Regions from separate parts of the Mus musculus genome. Here regions 2 and 3 are each linked to region 1. The links are chromatin loops, found by intact Hi-C in ENCODE. Cell type or tissue: left cerebral cortex. All regions are shown on one strand. Links, peaks and the distances in the headings refer to the core of each region. The heading gives the core; the rest is flanking DNA.

Region 1 (5,490 bases), core at 209-5,208:
CAGTCTTGGAATAAAAAGGCCAACACGGCCACGGCCAGTTCCAGGAAGAAGATGAGCACAATGGCCCCACAGAACTGCGAGGGCAAAGGAGAAAGGTAGTCAGCATCCCCAGCCTGGCAGACGCTCAGACGCAGCGGACCACCTACTGCAGCACGCCACCTCCTCGGTACATGGGACTCACCACTACCCGTGCACATATGGCACAGCTGGTAGCTGAGAGAAGTGAGGAGGAAGGACAAAGCTCTGAGCCATCACTGCCTAGGAGGTAGCCCTCCCCCACCTCCACCTGATGAGAAAGAAGTCAGTTGTTTTCCGTGTAGAGCCCTACCCAGGCACTGTCTGCCCCACCCTCCACTCAACCATCCTAGACATCGAGTCTTTCACTCCCACTTTACGGATGTGGAAACTAAGACTTGGACATAGAGCTTGTCTGAAACAACTTACACAGGACACCTAAGATCCCTGCAGAGTTCATTACCACGCTGGAGGGATCAGTGCTATCTTGGGCAAGCAGGACTGTCAGCTACATACAGACCTCTCTAGGTCATGGTGACATGCTGCTATCGGGAGCCTTGAAGCTTTGACCCAGCTTGGAAATGTGAAGGAAGCTTCCCAAGAAAACCAGATAAGAGCCGCAAGCATGCGCCAGTGCGCACAGCCTGCTCATGTGGAAAGGAGATACAAAACACAGGATTATTAAGGAGGGGGCGATCTAGGGAGGAGTGTGTGCTTTGCTTTCCAAATGAAGAAAGACTGACCTAATAAGCTCAACAAATAATAGACCATAAAGAAAACAAAAGTGTTTTCCTCACCAGGTGCTATTTAATTTTAACTGAATACATTTAAATATGAAGTTGTATCTAAATATAAAACTAAACTCTTAGTAATTCGTGATTCTGCCAGAAAATTAAGAACTACACTGCACAGCCAACAGATTCACACGCAGGAGGAGGGAAAGGATTTCTTAAAGCCATTGGCCACATCGTTTGATCTTAGCCAGGAAGGACAAAGGTGAACAGCAGATAAACAATTCCTTTAGAACTTCTCAGGAGAGCCATAGAGCCAAGGAGGTGAGCAGAACCCCCACCCCCCCTCCCACCCCCCACCCCCCCAACACCCCCCCCCCCGCAATTAGCTGGCAACTCCAGGAGACCCCACTTCCCTAGTGAGGAACCATCAGCTGGGCTTTTCTCCTTAAAATCTTCCTTCTTAGCGAGGCAGCACGTTCAAAGAACTGTTCCCTCCTTGTGCGGCCAGAAAACAGACGTGAGCCGGTATTGGTATCTCTAGTATACATAGACTGCGTCCCACTGCAGCATCACTTACAAACTTGAGCAGGCAGATGTTCTCTCGGAGGGCCCCGACACAGCCTGCGAATCCCAGTGTGAACATCACCACGCCCACCATCAAGACCAGCACGACGGGGTCGATTCCATGCAACCGGGTCACCTTGGTGAGGTCGGACAGCACACCCTGAGAGAAGCAGAGGATAAAAGGTAGCAGTGTCCTTAGAATGGAGTCAAGGCCCTAGGGGCAAGTTATGTCAGCCAGCTGCTGAAGCCAGGGGTCTGCTTCACACAGCTCAGCTCTGTCATCAAGAGCCAGGCCAGAGTGTGTTCCTGCCCACTCCCTGGGGCCCCTGAGTATACAGTCCTTGTCCACTACAGCTCTTAGACAGTCTACATGAAGTTCCTGGTTCATACCGAGGCTGGGGGCTCCTGTGAGCACAGACCCAGCTTCCTCAGTGGCCTTCGAGGTGCCTTGGCCAGGCCTCAGAGAAGGGGAGTCCTAGGCCACGGCCCAACTGGCTACAAGCAGCTTCACAATGAACATTTTTGAGGAAACCGACCCAGCAAGGGTAGATGATGAGAGAGTGTTGCCCATAAACGTGTCTATGATCCTGTTAGCACCACCCAAAGAGAATCATTGGCTGTACGTGTAATAAAAACACTTGGAAAGAGGCTAGGGACAACAAGAATTGGTTTATCACTTTTATTTAAACACGTATAGTCAGGGGCTGGTGAGATGGCTCTCAACAGGTGAAGGCACTTGCTGCCTTGCCTGGCAACCCGAGTTTAATCCCCAGGACCCACATGGTGGAAGGAGAACACCAAACCTAGGTAGGTTGTTTTTTACTTCTACTAAGCATATACATACCCCACCCCACCCCCACCCCCCCAAAAAAAATCAGTAAAAATTTTAAAATACATATAGTTATAAGTGCCTAGTGGCATCTACAAAGGACAGATAGATTCTGTGGTACTCAAAGAGAAAAGAGCTGTCAGGCTAGGCAGCTGTGTAACCAGCTCTAGGATTCAGGGCTCATCCAGGTCAAGTCTGCTGCAGTGCCAAATACAGCCACATGGTGGCGCTGTTATGCATGGTTGCTGTTTGCAGGTCACTGGGACATTGTACTCCAGTTTTCACATCAGTGGTGAACAGGTCTCTAAGAAAGGTGCACTGGCTCAAGAGCAGACCTTACTCTGTTCCTAAGACCATCACATAAAAACTCATAGACCAAACTGTGCTGCTTCCTTTTTCCTGGAAGCAGTGACAGGTTCCACTACAGGCACAGAGGGTGCTTCAGCTTCCGGGTTCTCCTTGGTCCTCCTTCCAGATCTCAGCACCTAAGCTACTAGCATTAACCTACCATGGGTAAGGTCAGCATTATGACTCCACCTTGCCCCTGGAGATCTGACCCCTTAGAATACCAACTGCCCCTTTGTCTGTCTGCACAATAAGAGGCTGGGGTCCCCTCCGTCACACAGGGGCAAGCAGCACATGGGGCACAAAACCGAGTCCTACCCCCTTCTCTGCAGGCCAGCGCAAGCACTTTGGGAGTAAACAAGACTGCTCACTCGCTCCCAGAGGCATGTGACGGGTTTTAGGGGACAGCCCCAGGCTGGCTTTGGGGTTACTCGGGGCTTCTGGAAACAGGATGGGAACAGATCCATACTCTCAGAGCTCATAACCGCCCACCCAACTCTCCTAGTGCTGGCCTAGTGACCTCCAGCACCACACACAACCTCGGAGGCACATTCTTTCTGATGGCTAATGCTACAAACCCTCTCTGCAGCTAGTGACTACTCAACAGGCTAGAAGAGGGGACAATTCAAGTCCGATGGCTCTGGGCCTGGTCAAGGTTCCACCTACCTTTTCGCTCCATGCCCACAGCCCGACTCCAAGGAAGACAACTCCAGCCAGCTGGGGAGGGCGGGGGGGGGGGGGGGCGGGGGGAGGAGGAGAAGAGAAAAGTAAGGTCAGAAACCAGCACTAGAACAAAGTCTACATTCCAGTTGGGTGCTCCTGTGTTCTGTCCAAGGTGGCATTTGAATCCTGCAAATGACAGAAGCTCTCTACACCAAGGGACATGGAGATTGCCGATAAGCAGCACCTACCTCCCCGTTACAGCTGACAGCTGATTTCTACTCCAGACACTGAACCGCAGAGCGCTGAGGTAGCTGAGGTAAAGATCTCTAGGTCAGTCCTTGAGAGACTGCCACAGGAGACTGACTGTTATGCTGACAGAGAGTGTTTCCTTCTTTCCTTCTTATCCAACAATCACCCTCAACCCACTTCAGTGTGCTCTTCAGTGTCAAGACACCACAGCCCTGATGGCTGCCAGAGTTGATCAGTGGCTTCTGGCCCAGCTGAGCATCTTTATGGGTCAGACCAGCTGCAAGGCAAGGTTACGGGGCGAGCACATGACCACCGTCCTCACATCTCAGCCCCAGGACTCAGACTCCAAACACAGACAAGAAGCCACTCGGGTCATCCACTGGCCAGAGTGCAGCCTCCTCATCCCACCTACACATAACATGAGACACACATGTGCTCAGGAGATACTGGGCTCTTAGCTAGTGAATTAAGCATAAGAGAGGCACTACATCACCCAACCTCCCTCCTACGGGCACTCACTACAGCCAAGAGAACTGGACCCATCCATAGGACCACACAGTCCTAAGACAAAATAGTTGTTTTGCATATAAACCCCATGCTGTACAAATGGAACAAGCTCTGCTTTTGTTGTTGTTGTTTGTTTGTTTGTTTGTTTGAGCATCCTGAGGCTTGCGGACAAGTTCCCTGAGCCGCCCCACACCACACGGGTTTCTCAGGAGGGAAGGTCTCTGTTCTCCCCTGATGCCATGTGTGATTACTTCCTCTCCTTGCCATCAATTTCACAATGGATGGCAAGAAAACCAACAGGCCACCCTACTACTCCCTAAGGTCCCAGTCGGAGGCCTTTTTCTCATCTGACTTCCTTAAAATTGAGGTAGCTCTTGGTCATTCCTCTTTCTTCAGTCAGATTCAGAGACAGCAAGCACACACAGCTCGGGCGGGGCTGTCTTCCTCCCTTGCCTGCTTCCGGCCCTTCCCTTACAGACCCCACTAAATGATGGCAAACCTAACAGTGCAAGAACCCTTTGAGCAGTCAGGGGACTCAGGAATCCCACACCTTTAACTATTATCCATACCTACGATTAGCAGCCTTGCAGCTCTCCCCTGTCTCATGCCTACCATCTCCCTGCAGTCTCCAGGGATTCAGTCTACTTCTCCCCAGCTTCTTTTCCTTCATGAAACATCACCACCATCTGTCCACTAGCCATTTAGTGTTCCTTGTATTGTTTAGGGAATAATGGGGGAAAGGCCTTCTGTTTGGTACACACAGCTTTTATAGTGACTTCTGTCCTGGTTGGGTGAACTCAGATCAGAGCTGCTGGTTACTGAACATGGCTATGGGCAGGTCACCCCGCTCCTACAAACTCTCGAATGACTTCCCCTCACACCTAGGAGAAAATTAAGATTCCACCACAGCGCACCATTCCTGGCCTAAAGGTTCTTCTCTGGTATCAGTCCCTGGCCTCCTCTTCCTTCATATCTAGATCTCCCTGAGATGTCCACCTTTGCCTTCTTATGTGAAGCTGACCCCTGTCCATCACTCAGAACTACCTGTGGCGTGGTTCTCCTTGTAGCCCTGATCCTAAGCCGAATGGACCGTGCCTACCATACAGCCATGTTCTCTACAGACAAAGGTGTCTGTCTGCTCAGGGCTGTTAACCCACTCACGCAGAGAAGGATGGTCCAGAGTGGGCCCATGTGAGAATCCCACAAAGGAAGCCGAGGGTTCTTCCCACTCTCCTTCCAGGCATACTTCTGGGTCTCGCCCACTGCTTGGGGCTAGGCAAGAGCCTATCACATCCAAACCACATATACAGAATGGGGGCAATAAGACTGCAAGTATCTAACACTACTCTATCCACGTTCTCATTCAAAACCAAGCCTGCCTGCCTAACCACCCACTTCGGGTACCATGTGCCCAGGCTGTCTTGAAACATTTGATCAGTGACACTAGAACCCCTACCCCCTCCTCCCCACTGGTTCCCACAGATTCCCATTTATTTTTTCACTACATTAAAGCAGCCTTAATGCCACATATACTTAAGTGTTAGTGAGCCCACGCTGAGTTGTATTGTTTGTTCATTTGTGACA
Region 2 (5,490 bases), core at 258-5,257, 57 kb after region 1:
TGATTAGATAAGCCCCAGATATTAACTTGTCTCTGCCTCCCTAGCACTAGGATTATAAGCCAATACCACCACATCTAGCTTTTTTTTTGTTATTGTTAATCTTGGATACTGGAGATAAAGCACAGGTCCTCGTGTGCTTGCACAGCAAATACTTTACAGACTGAGCCCTCTTCCCAGCTCCAGAATTGTGCTTCCTTATTACAACAATGACTCAACAACTACCTAACTTATTTTTGTTGCTAGTGGTCACTGCAGTTGTTGAAAACAACTCTGTCATGACATGGTGAGACACCTAAAGGTAAGTATTGCTGTGCTTGACATCTCAGCAGTGTCACTCTGGTTACATACATAGCCACTGGGCTGAGCCAGGCTGGCCCAGTGCAATCGGCAGACTCCGTGCTCGTCGGGGTCTGCTTTCAGCCATATATTGGTTGCTACAGTTCCAGCTTCTTAAATAAAAGGAGAAAGCAGGAAAGAAGACAGAGCTGTTCCTGTCGCAGGAAAGTAGTACTTCCCACAGAGAGCCCCACAGTCTGCTGCTCGTGTGTCACTGACTCTCTTCTCAAACAAGGACAAGGATCAAGGGCAAAACCTGGATGGCATAGAGAAATACAAGAGGACTAAAGAAGAAGGAAGAGTGGTTACTGAGGTAGGAAGGGAGCCCGGAGGATGATCTGTATGACAGGTAAGAGGTGATGAGGGTTTCAGCTAGGTGAGAGTGATGCCAGAGAGGCCTGAGAGACAGGCTGAAGAGGGCATGGTTTCTGGAGTGGGTCACAGAGCCTTTCAACAGTGAAGCTAGTTAACAGTGGGCAAGACATGTTAACTGGAAAATGTTGCCTGGAAAATGATGAAGGGAAAGTGTGTTTTGAAAGAAGGCCATGAATATGTGTAAATGGTGAAGGGAAGAGGCAGAGAGAAGAGTGAAGAGTGTGGGCAAAGGGCCAGAAGAAGCATGCTGGGACAGAGTGGGATGAGGTGGGCTTAGCGGCACCATCCCTGATCCTGGAGGAAGAGAAGGAAGTGAAGGTGCAGACGTCAGTGGTTAGGCTCCTGAGAGGCAGAGGAATGGCCATTCATTGAAGGTAGTTGACTAAATCTAAGCATACCAGAGAAACTGGGGTGAGAAAGAGATAACACTTCCGAAAACAGACAAGCAAGAGGTTTAGGGAAGGATTGTGAGTCTGACTGAGATGGGATGCATCCATCCCAGACCACGTGGCCTGCTCCAACCGTCCTTAGCAACGGGGGGGGAGGGGGGGGTGTAAGCACAACTGCAGAGATCATGAACAGTAGGCTCTAACCAAGGTTTGGTGGTTCTGAAAAAGGGCACAATAGAAAAACCAAAGCCCAGGGCTGGAAACGTTCCCGGCGTGGTGCTTAGAATTAAACTCAGGTCGTCATGCTTACATGGAAAGCACTTTACCAGCTTAGCTATCCCCAGAGTCCCCAGCCCAGATAATGAGTATTGGCTAGTGGGAAGAAAGATTAGCAGCAGGGCCTGGGAGAGACTGGGAGAAGTGGGGAGGGTCTAAAGGACACTTAGTATGGGAAAACGGCAGGTATGGTGACATGAAGCTATGGTCAAGCAGAGGCTTGTATCAGTGGGAGTGAATGACCAAGAAGAATAAGAAGAAGGGGTTAGTGGCCTAATGGTGAAGAGGTTAAGACCAAGAGGCCAGTTTGAGGGTGAGTGAGTGTTACCTCACCAATGTATGGCAGGATGTAGGGTGCAGACAACACCAGTTGCCAGGGGTCAACAGTTTTGATGGGCCTTTCTCTCCAAGATCAGTTTTGAATTACTGTTGCCCTTCTTAAAATAAGTCATGCCCCTTAAGAAAACCAGAGCAAAAGAGAAATTTATCTCTTGACCTGTCACACAGTGCCTACCTGATTTACTCTAGAATGACTCTTTGTTTGCTTATTTGTTTTGATTTGTTTTTCCGCTTTTTCAAGACAGGTTTTCTCTGTGTATTCCTGGTTGTACTGGAACTTGCTATGTAGATGAGGCTGGCCTCAATCTCATAGAGATCCACCTGACTCTACCTCCTGAGGGCTGGGATAAAAGGTGTGTGCCACCTTTAGAATGATCTTAAAACAACCACAAAAACAAAACAAAACCCACAAAATAAGAACAACAAAAGAGCATCTAAACATCCAGCCACCTCTTACTCTGATAACTGCAGCTGTAGCCATGGCACCTCTGCCCTCTAATGGTTCTCCCTACAAAAGAATTGTATTTGTGATAGGAGACCATGTGTGAGCATAGGACTCAGAGGAGCATGCTGTAATGGTAGAGGCTGGAAGGGAGCTAGCACATGGTGGTGACAAGTAGCCCACCATCTCTCAAGCCTGGTATCCCATTCACAAACTACAGTTAGGGGAGAGCAGAAGTTTGTTCAGTAGGTGGACTGTCTGCATCCTCCCAGCCTTGTCTTTGATTCAACCATAGTTTGCTCCAAATGGGAGACTATAGTTTATTCAAAGAAATAAACCAAGGAGGAGATCATATAAAACATCATAGGGCGACAGATCATAAAGGTTAGAAATGAGAGCCCAAGAGTGAAGCTGCTCATATTCCCCAGCTGTGACCCTAAAAGACTGCTCATTCACAGCTGAGTTGTTTGTGTCCCAATCATGGAACTATGGGATATGCTCAAACGTGAAAGCCACTGGACAGTAGAAAGCATGTTACACTTAGAAGCTCTGCATTAGTAAGCGAAATGTGGGAAGGATGCCCTGAGGAGTCATGCCGTCCACAGTGGTAGAACCAGGACTGTCTACGTTGATGTCCTGGAATGGAGTCCTGTCAGTCTTACACTCAGATCTTATACCTGAAGATCTGCATGTTCAGACCCTACCAGAAGAAGAGACCCAGGAAGTACCCCCTGCTCCCACCCAAGAGGTGAAGAAGGGCACAGATGGCATCACAGGTGTCCTTCTCTATTCCTCTCACAAAGAGTTGGTGGGGCATAGCCAGCCTCTTGGGACAATTTGTAGTGAGCATATGTTGATAGTAGTAGATGTCTCGTGTGCACACTGCCACCTAGGGGCCATTCTCTGAATCTCTGACTTTATCAGAATGAGTGTGTGTGTGTGTGTGTGTGTGTGTGTGTGTGTGTGTGTGTGTGTGTGACTTACAAAAGGAGAAAAGAAAAGTCTTCAAGCATTATTTTATGGCACTCCCAGGACCATGACTCCTCCCCATTTCTAGGACATGCTGCACTTCCCAGTTCCAGCCCTAGTTCTATACCCCATTTCCACAAACTGTCTGTGCTCTCAGACTCACGTGTCTTTGGATAACTTCTATAAACCTGACCAGGCTGTGACAGACTTCATTTCTCAACTACCACTCCCCTAGTCCATCTTTAGAACAAAACCAGATCACCAGTCTCTCGCGCGCGCTCCTACTGAATACCAACATCTTTCTGTGTTCCACAAAGGCTGAGCAGGCCAGGCCTCAGAATGGGCTGTAGCAAACACATTCTGACGGCAGGTCTCCTCATACTTCGTGACCCAGGGCCAACATCTTCCAGGTAATGGCTGCATAAATAAGACCTAGAGTTTGAATTCGGTAACTCACTTTGAATTGTGGTGGAAGAAGGAAGCAATCCAGCCAGACTCTGCTCCAGTCACCACCATTGCCTCCTATCTATATCCACTCACAGGCTGTTGGGGCAACGTTACAAAGCCTCATTTCCCAGCAGCTTATAAGGTCAGTGAGGCCTTGTAGCCTCATTTCTTTCTCCACCGCCTCCTGCCTCCCTTCCTTCCTGCACACCCACCTCTGGAACAGTTTGCTTCCTGAATGCTTGGTCTCCTCACATGCTGTCACCTTTCTGTGTTCCCTGTGCCCAGGTCTCGGGGAGGTAGGAAGCCTTCTGGAACAGCCCCACAGCAAGGGCTGTGTCTAGCACTGTCCCATGTCACCCACTCCCCATTGCTGGTCTCTGTTTTTACTACCCCAGCAGTTTCTGGCTACATTCTCACTCAAGATCATGCCAGATTTGCCCATTGCTTCCTAGGTGGGTCATTGGTCTCTGGTCCCTGCTCTTAGGGGGATCTATCCCATAATCAGCCACCAAACCCAGACACTATTTCATATGCCAGAAAGATTTTGCTGAATGGCCCTTGGTATAGCTGTCTCGTATGAGGCTATGCCAGTGCCTGGCAAACACAGAAGTGGATGCTCACAGTCATCTATAGGATGGAGCACAGGGCCCCAATGGAGGAGCTAGAGAAAGTACCCAAGGAGCTGAAGGGATCTGCCACCCTATACGTAGAACAACAATATGAACTACCCATGGGGGTACCTATGAGGTACCCCCAGAGCTCGTATCTCTAGCTGCATATGTAGCAGAAGATGGCCTAGTCAGCCATCACTGGGAAGAGAGGCCCCTTGGTATTGCAAACTTTATATGCCCCAGTACAGGGGAATGCCAGGGCCAAGAAGTGGGAGTGGGTGGGGAGGGGAGCAGGGCAGGGGGAGGGTATAGGGAACTTTCTGGATAGCATTTGAAATGTATATAAAGAGAATATCTAATTTTAAAAAGGCCTCTTAAAATATATGCTGGTCACTCGGGCCAGCCAGCAGCATATGTGTTCCTTCTTGGACAAACTGTTCTTGTTAGGGGTGAGGGGCAGGAATCAAATTGTAGCCCAGGCTGGCCTCAAACTTGTATCAATCTATTGCTTGAGTGACCCAAGAGCTACAATTATAGGTAGGAGTCACTACTTCCATCATTACAGTTCCATTCACTGTAACCAGAGTGAAGAACGTGTAACAGAACCGTGTGTGTGTGTGTGTGTGTGTGTGTGTGTGTGTATGTGTGTATGTGTGTGTGTGCGTGCGCGGGCGTGCATGCAGGCTAGAGGTCAACATTCAGTGTCTTCCTCAATTGCTGTCAACTGTATTCCACTGTATTCCATTCTTTGAGACATGGTCTCTGGTGGTCTGAATGAGATGCACTGCAGAGTCTCCAGCTATTGAACCTGTGTTCCCCAGTTGGTGGAGCAGTTTGGGCAGGTGTAAGAGGTGTGGCCTTGCTGGAGGAAGTATACCATAGCTTGGGCCTTAAAAAGCCAAACAGAGAGTGTTTGATTACTTCTATAACAGCTGTGTTGCTATCGCTCTGGCGGGCACCACCCTGCCAGGTCAGACATCACTGTATCTCATGGGATCCATGGCTGGGTAAGACTGACAATTACCTTTCTCCTCTGATAGTGTGCAGTGTACATTCCGGCACTATGAAAGCTAAGCAGTTGGGGATGAAGCTCCCAGGTCAGTACCGGATTGATGTCTCTGCATTCTGTGACTCAAGTGTATGGTGTCTTCAGCAACAGGGTCTTATTGTCAAGTTCTGGTCTGACTTGAAGTTTGGTCAAGATTGTCAAGAGCAAGGACAATAGTCTGTAATGCCTGGGAGGTGGGGAGGGTCTTTGGGATGCCACTGGCCAAAATCTCCAAAGGAAGCTCCCTACTCCTGGACC
Region 3 (5,490 bases), core at 258-5,257, 120 kb after region 1:
GAAAACTTGGTCCTTAACGTAACAGAAGTGGGAGGTGATCAGGTCATGAAAGTACCACTCCCAAACTGATTAATGTCTGTCGCTAAGAAATGGGTTGGTAATCAAGAGAAATGGAGCTGTGACAATTTTCTCCTTGTGGGAGAGGGGGCTAGGCAATGTCTGCATTCCTTCCTTGTAAGGCCCCAGTGATAAACCACAGTTAGATTCCACCAAACTTCCTCCTGGAAACCAGTGAGTTTATTGGGCCTACTTACAAAGCATGAGTGAAGGTTTACTGTCAGGAGTTTGTTGACCCCAAGGCAGCCATGTTGGAAAAGCTTTCCCGATAGCCTCATAGCTGAGGCCTTCTTCCTGAAGACCCCTCAAAAAGTCTACTATAGCCTCTCCCCAGAGACTCAGAGGCCATATGCAATTAGGGCAGATGACTGGGTGGAGAGTCCAGATGGATATTCAAGTGAGGCTCAAATGACTCTCCCATTCTCTCCTTCTATGAGGGATAGTCAGCAGTCTACAAGCTGGCACAGACCAGCTTAAAGTTGGTGGCAGTTTGTGCAGAGGACAGTGCTGTACAACAGCTGGTTAGTTCAAGATATATCATTGTCTTCTGTCTTTGGCCTGCTCTTTTTTTTTTTTTTTTTTTTTTTTTTTTTTTTTTTTACAACAGCCATGTTGTAATTCATGTAGCATGATGCCCTTGTTAGAAGCCAGGATCACGGCACTCTTTTAACTTCCATCTCTGCTTTCAAAATCAAGCACCAAAACTACCAACCATCCAACCATCCAACCATCCAACCAACCAACCAACCAACCATCCAACCAACCAACCAACTAACCATCCAATCAACCATCCAACCAACCAACCAACCAACCAACCAACCAACCAACCAACCAACCATCCAACCAACCAACCAACCAACCAACCAACCAACCAACCATCCAACCAACCAACCAACCAACCAACCAACCAACCAACCAACCAATCAGACAACAACAAAAACCTCCATAAATTTCGATAAATTATGCAGCCTTATGCATTTTTGTTATAGAAATAGAAAAGGGATTCAGACAGAACCAAACATAAAATAATATGACTTCTTCCTCATGGGCCTCTGTTTCCTTTATAGTCCTTCTACTCATTATCTTTCTTTGCAGTTACAAATAAAGCAGATTTAAGGAGTAGTTGAACTTGATAGGTGCTCAGTAAACAATCACTGCTATTTATGAGTTGTTCGTTGCTTTGCAGTCTTGCAAATTATTGACACCTATATAAGCCAAAGCAGGGCTTTTTTTCGCCCCAGAAAATTGTATGCTAATTAAATTTCCATGAAAAAAAAAACACAAAAGGAAACTTTTTATTTAGGCCTTTAAAAGTACTTTATTCTTTGTGATTTCATACATGTATACAATACATTTTGATCATATTTATTCTCCAGTCCCCTGTGACTCTTCTAAGCCCCATCCCACATGTGATGTCTACTTCTGTTTTGGTTTGTTTTAGTAGTCCACTGAGTCCAGTTTGTGCTGTGCCTACACTCATGAGTGTGGGATCGATCATCCGCCAGAGCCCTTAGCCCTAAAGAAGGCTGATTCTCCCTCTCCTAGAAGCTATGACTGTCAGTAGCACTTAGCTAGGGCTTCTTCCTCAACGCTGGAACATATAGGCTTCTCTTGACTTCTGGCTCTTACTGCTTTCTACCCTTTCTCTTGAGTTGATCCTTGGGATATGTGTGAGTGTGTGTGTGTGCGTGCGCGCAGACTGGTTTGCGAAGTGGTTAAAAGATCTATTTCCATGAGATAGAAAGAATGAGTTCAAGAGATCTACTGTCCAGCATGCAAACTATAGTTAATCAGGTATGCATATAAGAAAATCACTAAGGAAGAGCAATAATGAATATGCTAATTATTTCTATATTTAGCCATTCCACAATGTATACATATTTCAAGTCATTATGTTGTACACTATAAATATATGTAGGTTTTGTTAAGTGAAGAAGCCAAACCAAACCAACCAAACAAACAATAACAACAACAAAAACTAACCAACCAAACAAAGAAAACCCACCACCACCACCAAAAAAAAAAAAAAAAAAAAATTCCTAGTTGCGGCAGAGGCAAGTTAAAGTCATGAAGCACTGCTGCCACCCTGTGGCTATATAACGTAAAGCAGCTGGTCTCTCATCCACAGAGAAAGTACTGGAAGGGGGGAGGGGGAGGGGCACTGGCTACTTGTAACTACAAGAACTGTCTTAAAATTACGTGAGTCCAAGAATGATGGTAAGAACTGTGGTATCATCAGAAGCTTGGGAATTCTTGGTGACCCAGGCATGTCCTTCACAGAACATTTAAGTGTCAGAGAAGCCGAGGATGAGGGCATTTCAGTGGGTTCTTTCACTGTTTAAGTGGATAAAAAAAGAACGGAAGAACGTGACAGAGAATCACATCTCCCTCCCACAGCCTAGCTTTCCCATTACACTGTGGGTAGAACGACTTTAGAAAGCTCCCAAAGGCCTGCTGAACCCCAGATAAGGACCAGCAAGTTCAAAAGTCCAAAGAGAACAAATCACACAGTGAAATATTAATACATTTGCCCTGCCCCGGGGAGGAAGAGGTTCCTAGGACTAGCAGATCCCTCACAATCCAAACAGCCTGAGAGTAATACAGAAAGGGATGCCGTCAGAGAAGTTACTCCATGATTGTCAGGTGCTGGGGCCTTCTCTTTTGTTATAAAGAGAGAGACAACATGACTAAGGCAAGTTACAGAAGAAAGAGTTTATTAGGGCTTTACAGTACAGAGGGTAAGACCATGACCATCATAGCAGGGAGCGTGGGGACAGGCAGACAGATGTGGCACTGTGGTAGTAGCTGAGAGCTCATTCACAATTCTGAGACAGAAGCAGGGAGGAAAGAAGGGAAAGAGGAAGGGAGGAGAGACAGAGAGAGAGAGGAGGAGGAGGAGGAGGAGGAGGAGAGAGAGAGAGAGAGAGAGAGAGAGAGAGAGAGAGAGAGAGAGAGAGAGAGAGAGAGAGAGAGAGACTGAGTGAGCTTGGTGTGGGCTTCTGAAACCGCAAAGCCTGAACCCAGAGACTCACTTCCTTCAACAAGGCCATACATCCAAGTCCTTCCTAAATACTGCCATCAACTTGGGACCAAACATTCAAACATAACGACCATTCTCGTCCAAACTACCACACCATGCAAGTCACAACAAAGCTAAACTATAAATAGGATTCCACAGTGGTGAAAATGAAGACACAAAGTTGCTCATTTGCATATTAACAAGGTTTGCTTAAAATTATTTACTGCAAATGAAATTTTTGTGTATATGTTTTGAGTTTTATAAAGGGCTCAGAATCATGCTAGAGAATTTGAAGCAACATAGAAAAGCATAATAAAACACAAATTTAGTAGTAATCCTATCACTCAAAGGGCCATCTTTCTACACAGTTCTTTACACATACATTTAAATATATATGTACACATGCATATACATACAAGCATGTATATATAAACACATGAATGCATACATGCATGTACACACACGTGCTCACCCTTAGACGATGCATTTGTTAGGACAACTAACTTACTACATTATCACTCTTTCAACTACATAATATCCATAGTGGGATAGTTCAATAATGAATTTTGTTCAATCTAATTATATACCTGAAATATTTTAGAAAGGTGAGTACCATATCAAAATAATTTTTTATATAATCCCTTCTCTTACGGTTAAGTCCTCATCTGTGCCTTTTTATCTTGTTCTGTGAGGTTGCTTAAGGAAATGTTCAGATCTTTTAAGAAAATTCTAGATGCTAGTCAGATCTATACATCAGAATCTGGTGTATAAAGCAAGATTCTGGAGTTTAATCCACTAATTATGAAACCTGAAATGTTTACAGGAGATGGTCCTCAGGCCAGTAGCACCTCCTCACTTGCGGCTCTTGGCTCTATGCTGCCCCCTCGTGGTAAAAAGAGGTAACTGGAGCTGTTCTTAGCCACCTCCTCCAGTTAAGCCTGATTTTTTCCTTCTCCCTCGGGTATTTGAAAGAAAAGGAATTGTTTGATGACAAAACTTTCTGAGGAGACTCAACACACATCTACGCACACCAGATAGGGAACCCACAACAGACCCAAGTACAGATACCAGCAATGTCCAACTTGGTGAACTAATGAGTTTTACTGGTGTTACTTACAGGACTATGGGTGAGAGGCATGACTTATAGGAGCAGAAATGACTCAAAGGTAGATGTATCACACAAGCCTACCCCAGCACAGGTGACAGCTCAAAAGCCTAAAACCTTGAGCACACTGCACAGCCTATAGGCAGCTCAACAGGTCAGAGCGTGTTCTTTCCAGTTGGTCTAAGTCTCTTCTTGGTAGCTCAGCTTCGTTTTGCTTTTTCCAGACAGCTGGTATGGTCTCAGCATCTTCTTTGCAGCTTGGATTATCTGAGGGTCTTCTATTGTAGCCCAGCTTCTGCTCATCTGAGAGGGACTCTCAGTTTTTATTGTTACTCTGGCAGGGAGGGACCTAGTGAAGTCAGTTTCATGGACTTCCTGAGCTATTTTCAGTTATTTACCTTTCCGTTTCAGGAGCTTTCTGCAGGTTGGAATATTTCAGTCTCAGAAGGAACTGTTATACAACAGGGCTTTATTTAAATGCCGAACCCAATGAAATAAAGTTTTCAAGAAGATAACCCAATCCATTTTCTCTCTCACTGCCTTCCATATCTGCTCCCTCCCACCACCATACATATAAGGTTTTTATTTTATTTTATTTTATTTGCAGTTCCTCATTCCAGTTCCTGATAGATATTTAAATTATCTCAGTCCACAGATGAGGCTATTTTGGTGAATAACCTTGTGCATATATCTTGATGTATAAATGTATTAATCAGGGTTCCCTAGAGTAACAAAACTTAAAGGATGAATCTCTCTCTCTCTCTCTCCATATATATATAATATGTCATATTATATACATATCATATATATTATATACATCATATATATATATATATATATATATATATATATATATATTATTAGAATAACCTACCCAGCAATGGCTGCATATGAATGAGTGGAAGGTCCGAGAATCCAGTTGTTCACAAGGCTGGATGATTCAACTGGTCTTCAGGATACACTGGAATCTCAAAGAAGGAGGCTCTAATGCCAGTGAAGGAATGGGCTTGCTAGTGAGGGCAAGAGCAAGCAGGCAAAGAGCAGGGCTTCCTTCTTCCATGTCCTTTATATAGGCTACCCCCAGAAGGTATGGCCCAGATTAGAAGTGGGTCTCCCCACTTTCCCACCTCAGATGATTTAATTAAGCAAAAATCCCTTAAAAGTGTGCCCAGATAGTTTTGGGTTTTAGTTAATCCCAGTTAAAGTAAACTCTTCCTTCTCCAATTTGCTTTTGTTATAACAAAGAGAAATAGAACACCCTTGCTCTGAGGTGCTCCCCTTTTTGGAATGGGCAGGCACTAATTTCTTT

The links. A loop is a pair of places that touch in the nucleus more often than their neighbours do. Peaks named below come from ENCODE experiments on the same cell type or tissue, not always from the same donor. Only the 100,000 strongest peaks of a DNase experiment are listed, where the experiment ranks them.
Region 2: it touches region 1 in a loop (7-fold over the local background); 36 of 42 quality-filtered maps call a loop at or near these places.
Region 3: a loop joins it to region 1, with 12 times the contacts of the local background. A loop is called at or near these places in 33 of 42 quality-filtered maps.

What each region holds. Positions count from the first base shown.
Region 1 is chr14:40,915,477-40,920,966 of GRCm38, forward strand. It overlaps Tspan14 (tetraspanin 14), which reads right to left. Exons shown (of 9, transcript NM_145928.2): 3 at 3,154-3,204; 4 at 1,327-1,473; 5 at 1-74. Among named protein-coding and RNA genes, the nearest start is that of Sh2d4b, 25 kb to the left of the region's middle. In left cerebral cortex, for the core only: a CTCF peak has its summit at 2,361 (motif pointing right); a DNase peak (open chromatin) is centred at 2,366; H3K27ac peaks cover 338 bases.
Region 2 is chr14:40,972,310-40,977,799 of GRCm38, forward strand. It overlaps Gm31839 (a long non-coding RNA gene), which reads left to right and starts at 2,034. Exons shown (of 3, transcript XR_874532.1): 1 at 2,034-2,068; 2 at 5,225-5,281. In left cerebral cortex, for the core only: CTCF peaks have their summits at 3,017 (motif pointing left) and 3,216; a DNase peak (open chromatin) is centred at 3,054.
Region 3 is chr14:41,031,398-41,036,887 of GRCm38, forward strand. No RefSeq gene overlaps it. Among named protein-coding and RNA genes, the nearest start is that of Prxl2a, 20 kb to the left of the region's middle. In left cerebral cortex, for the core only: CTCF peaks have their summits at 2,143 (motif pointing left) and 3,963 (motif pointing left); DNase peaks (open chromatin) are centred at 2,160 and 3,956.